Regions from separate parts of the Homo sapiens genome. Here region 1 is linked to region 2. The links are chromatin contacts, found by Hi-C or POLR2A ChIA-PET in ENCODE. All regions are on one chromosome and are shown on one strand. Each heading gives the region's core, a stretch centred on a gene start or an enhancer-like site at or near the end of the contact. The rest is flanking DNA. Distances are from core to core; before and after follow the strand shown.

Region 1 (4,276 bases), core at 971-3,470, 64 kb after region 2:
AAATACAGAAATCAGGTGCATTATCTTTTATGCTTGGTTTCATAAAAATTAATTGCAGAAAAAATATATGCTGTGACATATGCTTTCTATCCCACCAAGAGAGGAATCAATGTAGCACTTTCTCTTGTGAATAGAACTCAATAGTTCTCCTTTGTGTTGTAAAATGGTATTATAGTCATGCCAGAGAGTGGCATTGCATGTAATTACAAACCTGTTGAGTTCTGTGTTTAAGCCCAGTTTGAGGGAATGTGGCGCTCAGGGTTTTTAATCACACAGGATTAAACTTGGCTTTCAAGTTTTGTATAAAGCTAGTGTAGCTGGTAAATGTGCATTCTGACTACCAGTGTGAAGAAAAATTAATTCCATTCAGGGAACTCGGCCTACATGCACTGGTGCTGTTGGATCCGTTTTGTGGAAAGGGACAGTGTCCTTCCTGCTACAGAGCTCATGCTTGATTGGTCTGTATTAGTGTCATCCTGGCTGTCAAAATATTTTGAATATTTCTTCTGACTTACATCTGCACTCCTTTTTTCACATGTAGGTTGGATTACCAAGCTGTAACCCAAGATGAGCTGTCCAACCATGAAAATAAACACCACTGACATGTCTAAAATTTATGGGCAACTGATGAAATGCAGTAGATTTACAAGGAGCTACCCCCCAGGCTTCATCAAATGAGGCAACTGAGTGCTGTTGAAATAATTGTTTTATTTACAGTTCCTTAAACTTCCAGTGGGCAGACTACCAAACCAGGGTTGATCATACCTGGGACCGTAGGTCAGTAACATCCCTTACTTGTAACCATTTCTCCCTAGAGTCCAGACTAGTGGACATGCTCATCTGGTCCAACCATGTTCTGGCCTCCATGACTCTGATGGTTCAGCTTACTAGGTCAGCTCTCATGGAGTTGTACATATGCTTTCCTGCAAGATCAAGAAAGTTGATCCCCTGGTCACCTTGAATCCCTAGTCCTGAATGTTGTATTCTACACTGAATTTCTCAGATGCATCACTCTGTCTGGAAGGGCTGAGAATGGGGAGGAAGATGGGAAAAGGTAAAAAGCTTTGGGAGTTATGTAACAATGTTGAAGTTGGAGATTGTATTTCTCTCGTTCATTTTTCCTGGGCCATTGTAAATACTTCTTGCATAAGCACAGCCAGTCATATGTGGTAGGCCAGTCCTGACCTACTATTCCAAACATATAATTATGACTTATAATAATAATAATAAGTAGGACTATAATTATCATGTAGTGATGGAGCGGCCATGTGCTGAACACAGGGCTAGATGGTTTCACATACATTATCTCATTTAGATTTTATTTATTTATTTTTGAGACAGGGTCTTGCGCTGTGGCCCATGCTGCAGTGTGGTGACACCGTTATAGCTCACTGCAGCCTCAAACTCCTGGGCTCAAGTGATCTTCCTGCTTTAGCTTCCTGTGTAGCTAGGACTACAAGTGTGTGCCACCATGCCTAATTTTTTTTTTTTTAATTTTTTTAGAGATGGGGTTTTGCTATGTTGCACAGGCTAGTCTTGAACTCCTGGCCTCAAGCAATCCTCCCATCTCAGCTTCCTCAAGTGCTGGGATTATAGACATAATCCACTGCATCCAGCCTCATTTAGTTTTTAGAACAATAATCCTGCAAATAGGCATTTCCCATCTTTTATAGATAAATAACCTGAGGCTCTGAGAGACTTATAACTCACTCATTTACTTAGCCCAGCTCGGTCTAGCACCAAAGCCATCTATCCTTCCCACTTTGTGGCCTCCCAAGGAAACCCAGTGGTCCCACCTGTCCAATGCATTTTCTGAAATCAGGTCTGAGTAAGTATTTCACGTGCTCCAACTTCATATGCAAACTTCACGTATCTTTAAAATTCCCTTGCTCACTCCTCTAGTCAAGGTTATCTTGGGCACAGAGAGTTCTTTAAATATTCCAGCCACCTGTCACCCAAGGAATGTTCTGAACCCTGACAGTCTCTGAAGTGTTCCTGCCCTTGCATGAAAATGACTCTATCTGGTTTATAATTAGAAGTGAAATGATTTTAAATGGCTTCCACATGGCTTAGTTTTCCAAGCAGTTCCAGTTACATAGAACTTCATATAAACAGATAATGAGAGGCTAGAGTTGGAGAGCACAGTTCCTGCTTCCAAATTGGCTTGAAGTGGGGACATCTGCTCTGCATGAAGCCTGGGTCAGGCTGCCCCTCTCATCTGTGACCTCCTGTGGTCGGGAGGGACTTGCTCTGGATTATATAAAGGCTTCACAAGAGTACTGGAAGCGGGGACGGAATCAACTTGAGCAAAAAACCTAATTGGCTTGAATCTTTCCTTGACCATCAGTAATTATTTTGAGATTGATAGCCTATCTTATAATAAAATAACTGTTTCCTTTCCAAAGAAGGATTTCTTGCCTTGGTTGCAAGTCCAAACAATTTCATGTAACAGGCTTTCACAAAGATGGCCTGATATGAGTCTAATGACTTTTCTTACAATGAATTACGCAGATTGGAGGATATTTACTCAACAAATTTACTTCCAACCTTCCCCTCCATATTCTCAACACATACACATAGCCTTTTATTACTATTATTATTATTTTCTTGAGACAGAGTCTTGCTCTGTCGCCCGGGCTGGAGTGCAATGGTGTGATCTCGGCTCACTGCAAGCTCCGCCTCCCGGGTTCACGTCATTCTCCTGCCTCAGCCTCCCGAGTAGCTGGGACTACAGGCTCCTGCCACCACGCCTGGCTTATTTTTTTTTGTATTTTTAGTAGAGACGGGGTTTCACCATGTTAGCCAGGATGGTCTCGATCTCCTGACCTCGTGATCCACCTGTCTCGGCCTCCCGAAGTGCTGGGATTACAGGCGTGAGCCACCACGCCCGGCCTATTATTATTATTTTTAATTCCAAAACTGGATGGAGAATGTGGGAATCGAAAAATTGTGCACGTTGTAGAGCCTGGGTCTGAGGTTTCCCTTGAAACTGTCATTGGTCTTCCAGAAGACCAGCTATCCCAGATATATTAATAGTAGAATCGAAGGGCCCTGAGATACCTGACTTCAGAAATTCTTGAGTTCCCAAAGCCTGCATAAAGCTGGAGGCTCCCATGCATGAAGCTTGGAGGGCCGGTATGTGCTCATGAGAGAGGCAGAGGGAGAGTGTTTTCCAGAATATCAATCTAGGGTCCTAGCAACCCCTGCTCAACAGTGTTTCTTCCTTTCCTCAGCAAATCCAAGTGGATCCCTTCTTTGTATGATGGTTTTGGGGTCTGTCTTTTCCATAGATTCTTTCTGCCAAGTCTGGTCTTCACTGATGCAGTTAATTAATAAATCTCATCTATTTTAATTTAATGCTTGAATGAGTGGCTACTCATGCGAGGTATTGGTCTAGGTATGCTCGGTAGGGCTGCAAAGATGAACCAAATTTAGATTCTTCCCCAAGAAGTTTACAGTCTACCAGGAGAGAAGTCAAGTATAGCTGGGGATGGGAAGGGATGCAAATAGACACACCGTTACTATAGGGTGTGTTAAGATAGAAGGAGACAAAATGTAATGAAAGAAGACAGGAGGAAATGGCCCCAGTGACTCCTTCTCATAAGGGGCAGAGAACCCCTGAAAAGGCAGTTTCTAGTTTGAAAGTTCTCTGAGATACGTAATGTCTTCTTGAGCCAGGATAAATCTGCTTTGGGCTTTTATTTCTATTTCTTTCCTAGCTTCTGGAAAAAGGGCTATCATGGAGGATGTTGACAGCAGGTTTAAAATGGGGGGGCATGGTTTGGGGGTTTGGTGAGCCCCACCCATAGATGTGAAGCCAGAAGGAGGAAGCCCAGTGCTGGTATGGCTTCCTGCTCAAGAAGATGCCAGAGCCTCTGAGCAGGAGTCATGGTCCAAGGAGGCTTGTGACTCTCTTGTTTAACTTACAGCTTTAAAGGAAATAACGTCTTTGTAGCAAAAGTCCACCAGGATTTGCATTTGTATTTCTAAAAACAGAGGAAGAATACACAAAAACCTGTTGACAAATATTGATAGCAGCTTCATTTGTAATAGCCAAAGACTGGGAATAAGCTAGATGTTTCTCAGTGGGCGAATGGTTAAATAAACTATGGTACATCTATATCACTGAATACTGCTCAGCCATAAACAGGAATGAGTTACTGGTGCATGGGACAACTTGGATGAATCTCAAGGGAAATGTGCTGAGTGAAAAAGTCAATCCAAAGGATTACATATTGTATGATTTCATTTATATAAACAATAACACATGGTAGAG
Region 2 (3,776 bases), core at 395-2,894:
GGCCGTAGTTTAGGAAGGGCAGGAGGCGAGGGTTAGCTAACATTCTGAGCTCACCCAACACACCCAGCACACTCAGGGGGACCATGGAGGGTTGAGAAGACCCAGGACGCTGCAGCAACCAAAATGGCTGCCAGGGATGGAGACCCAGAGGGATAGGAGAGGAAAGAGAGACCCAGCTTGGCTGTGTGACACAGGGGATGAGCTCCATTGTAGCTACTGGAGAAATCAGAGGCTGTGGGGCCACAGAGGGAATGGAAAACGTCTCTCTTCTTTTCTTGATCTCTGGCCTTCCGAGGAGCAGAGATAGCAGCCCAATCCCTTAGACGCCAGGGTGATGCCGGATTTGGGGACCCTGGACCATTTTAGATTCTGCTGGCTTAGAGAGGCAGTTCTGGGATTCCCGAGGCCACTCCTTGTGCAACAGTCTCAGTTTTGCCAGAAATAACCTGGCGGACAAGATACACGGCAAACCCACAGAAAGGCAACCGGGACTGGCCTGGGGCCTGGCTGGCCAGAGAGCGTGTCATATGGGGACATTCAGAGTTTGTCCTGAAGCCCTTTGTAGCCCCGGTGTTTCCTCTGACTTTCTCTTTACCGGGCCTCTGAGCTTCTCCTCTCGGAGTGCTGGGGCCCTCAACTCAGGCCCTCTTCAAGGTGCAGAGGAGAGTTAGTGGAGGGGAGCCCCAGCCGGCCCTGATGGCCCAGCTCTGGGGGGTAGGACAGGACAGTTACTAAAAAGGGGACAAAGGCCATTGTATTTTCGAACATCCGGCCTCTCTGCCATCTGCTCTGGACTGGAAGCGGCTTTGGGAACGTGCACGTGCACCAGCCCTTCAGTAAGGACATCCGGCCTGTCGCTATTTCCCCCGCCCCTTACTGCTTTCCGAGTGGGGTTATGGCCACATCTTGGGTAGCTGCCCAAAGCTTTCATTATCCCCGGACAAGTGCAGGCCCACTTCAGGCCCTGAGGAGTGCTAGCTCATTCTTTTACTTTGGGCAAAGAGGGCGGCTGTCACTTTCTTGTTCATGCTGAGGATTCGGCTCACTCAAGATATCTGATGCCCTTGTGACAGCGTCTGGCTGTCAGAGCTCATAGACCATCTGCTGGGACTGCCCTAGGCCCCTCCTTTAGGGCACAGAACGTGGCAATAATGTGTCCCATTTGGCAGCCTGTGTGACATTTCTTCTTGTATCTTATCAGGTGACTCAAATAATGATCATGCCTGTTGACACTTGGAGCTCTCAAAGGGAATTCTGAGCAGCAAAGGAAAGGTGACACAGAACTCAAGGGCACTGGCGCTGAGCGCTGCCCATGCAGCTGGCAATTAAGCCATTGCCGAAAACAACAATAAAACAGATTTTGGGCAAGTAGGGAATGGTGGATTGAATCCAGTGTGGCAAAAAAGGAAATGCAAAGTGAGGAATGTAGTTTCCAGATAAATAAATTATATAATTGTGATTCACCACTTGTGCAAAGAGCAGACTCCAGTGTTTGTAGGATTTATGTTCTGGAAGGAAGATTTAATATTTGAGCCTACTGCTGAGATTATTTTTAATTTTGTTGGAACTGTTTCTTTTTACTGAACAATGCTTTATTAAGTGCTGACTAAGCGGACAGCCACTGGGTTGTTCTCTGGATGGTGGATGAGTCACAGTTGGGTTTGGGAGATGAGGGGAGGAGCAGGGAGCTCTTTAATGCCAGCAATTCCAGGGACAAGGCTTAGGACCATGGGAGAGGAGGGACAAAGAGGGGGTGGGGCACAGCTGGAGATGAGGAAGGGGCTGGGAGCAAGGGCTCAGAGCTGGTGGGAAGGTGGGGGTGAGGGGAGCGTGGAGGAGGGTGCAAAACCAGACTTTCATTCGTGAGTCCCTGAGCATCCCCTGCCACGCCTCCTCTCTCACTGCACGCCCATTGCGTGTTCTTGTCTGTCTCCCTATAGGCTGTGAGATGGGCAGAGACCTGGCCTGAGTCACCTTTGTACTCGTAATGCCTCCCACAGTGCCTGGCCACAGGGGTGCATGGAGGGTAAGGGGGTGAGCAGTTGGCAGAGAAAGAAGGACCAAGAGGTCACAGTCTCCACCACATTTAGATCCAGTGAGCAGTGCGTCCTTGTCTGTGACAACTGGTTATCATAAGAGAGACCATAGCGGTCCTTGCGCTCTAGGGCCACCAGGGAGCTCATGCAGCTTTTCTAGGCTTGGGAGAGAGAAGGTGGGTTGGGGGAGCTTAGGAAGGACACACTCTCAGGAAGTGGTGTCTCTTCCAGGGACATCCAGCCTAGACTATAAGGTCCGGAGCAGCTGGTCAGGATATCAGGCTCTTGAGATAGGTGGATTTGTTCTACGAATGTGGCCCACACAGCAAACAATATTTTAAACTTAATTTTTAAAATTATTTTTACTTCAATAGGTTTTGGGGAACAGGTGGTGTTTGGTTACATGGATAACTTCTTGAGAGGTGATTCCTGAGCTTTTGGTGCACCCATCACCCGAGCCGTATACACTGTACCCAATCAGCAAACAACATTTTAAAATAACTAAGTTGTGTCAACAAATATAAAGCAGCAAGTCCTCAAAACTACTGAAAAGAGCCCAGAAGTGGGGAACATTTCTCTGAGATCAGAGGAGTCCTTAGGCAATATTTCCCCAAGTGGGGAAGGATACCAGTAGTGGTGTGTGAGATGATTTTAGGTGTGGTTTTGATAGTTTAGCTGTCACAGTTATATATTTTCATGTGTTTTAGAAAAAAATACAATGAGTACTTGAGCCCCATAATTTTGCAGACAGTATTGTGTAGGATAAGTCTAAATACATATGTTAAAACTAGTGAATTGATTTAAAGGAAAAGTACTAACTTTATAACTGTACAGTTAGTAGGCATATGATATGGTTTGGATCTGTGTTCCTGCCCAAATCTCATGTTGAACTGCAATCCCCAGTGTTGGAGGTGGGGCCTAGTGAGAGGTGATTGGATGATGAGGACAGATTCCCCCTTGGTGCTTTTGTGATAGTGAGTGAGGTTTCATGAGATCTGGTCATTTAAAAGTGTGTCGCACCTCCCCCCTCTCTCTCTTACCCCTGCTCTGGCCATCTAAGACATGTCTGCTTCTCCTTCACCTTCTGCTATGATTGTAAGTTTCCTGAGGTCTCCCCAGAAGCAGAGCCACTGTGTTTCCTGTACAACCTGCAGAACCACGAGCCAATTAAACCTCTTTTCTTTATAAATTACCCAGTTCCAGGAATTTCTTTTTTTTCTTTTCTTTTCTTTCTTTCTTTTTTTTTTTTCAAGACAGAGTCTCACTCTGTCACCCAGGCTGGAGTGCAGTGGTGCCATCTTGGCTCACTGCAACCTCTACCTCCCGGGTTCAAGCAATTCTCATGTCTCAGCCTCCAGAGTAGCTGGGATTACAGGTGTGCGCCACCATGCCGGGCTAATTTTTGTATTTTTAGTAGAGATGGGGTTTTGCCATGTTGGCCAGACTGGTTTCGAACTCCTGACCTCAAGTGATCCACCCACCTTGGCCTCCCAAAGTGCTAGGATTACAGGCGTGAGCCACTGCACCTGGCCCCAGTTTCAGGTATTTCTTTATAGCAGTGCAAGAATGGACTAATACAGCATACACAGCAAGAAATTGTGACAATGCCAGGGAAAGGACTAAAATGTCAGAAATCATTGCTTCAAGTCGGAGGATCTTAGCTCTGGTTAAGCGCTGGAATCACCTGGAGTGTTTCAAAACATATCAGTGTCTGAGCCTCATCTCTACAGGTTCACACTG

What was found. Hi-C counts contacts between places; a loop is a spot of excess contacts on that map. ChIA-PET counts read pairs that join two places held with the same protein, here RNA polymerase II (POLR2A). Pooled maps may share reads with other maps.
Region 1: a loop to region 2 is called in a pooled map, with 3 times the contacts of the local background. The contact joins two enhancer-like sites. A Hi-C loop is called at or near these places in 3 of 168 maps with a recorded cell type or tissue (Right ventricle myocardium superior, ovary and posterior vena cava) and 2 of 50 pooled maps. POLR2A ChIA-PET finds 5 or more read pairs at or near these places in 2 of 52 experiments (WTC11 and activated CD4-positive, alpha-beta T cell).

The regions. Positions count from the first base shown.
Region 1 is chr2:219,707,489-219,711,764 of GRCh38, forward strand. No RefSeq gene overlaps it. Among named protein-coding and RNA genes, the nearest start is that of LINC02832, 20 kb to the right of the region's middle. RefSeq lists an enhancer at 1-503. Within about 2 kb of position 2,221, at least 2 of the 41 ENCODE cell types and tissues checked have a DNase peak (open chromatin) inside an H3K27ac peak, as active enhancers do.
Region 2 is chr2:219,644,172-219,647,947 of GRCh38, forward strand. No RefSeq gene overlaps it. Among named protein-coding and RNA genes, the nearest start is that of SLC4A3, 18 kb to the left of the region's middle. RefSeq lists enhancers at 1-106, 878-1,648, 1,649-2,418. Within about 2 kb of position 1,645, at least 10 of the 41 ENCODE cell types and tissues checked have a DNase peak (open chromatin) inside an H3K27ac peak, as active enhancers do.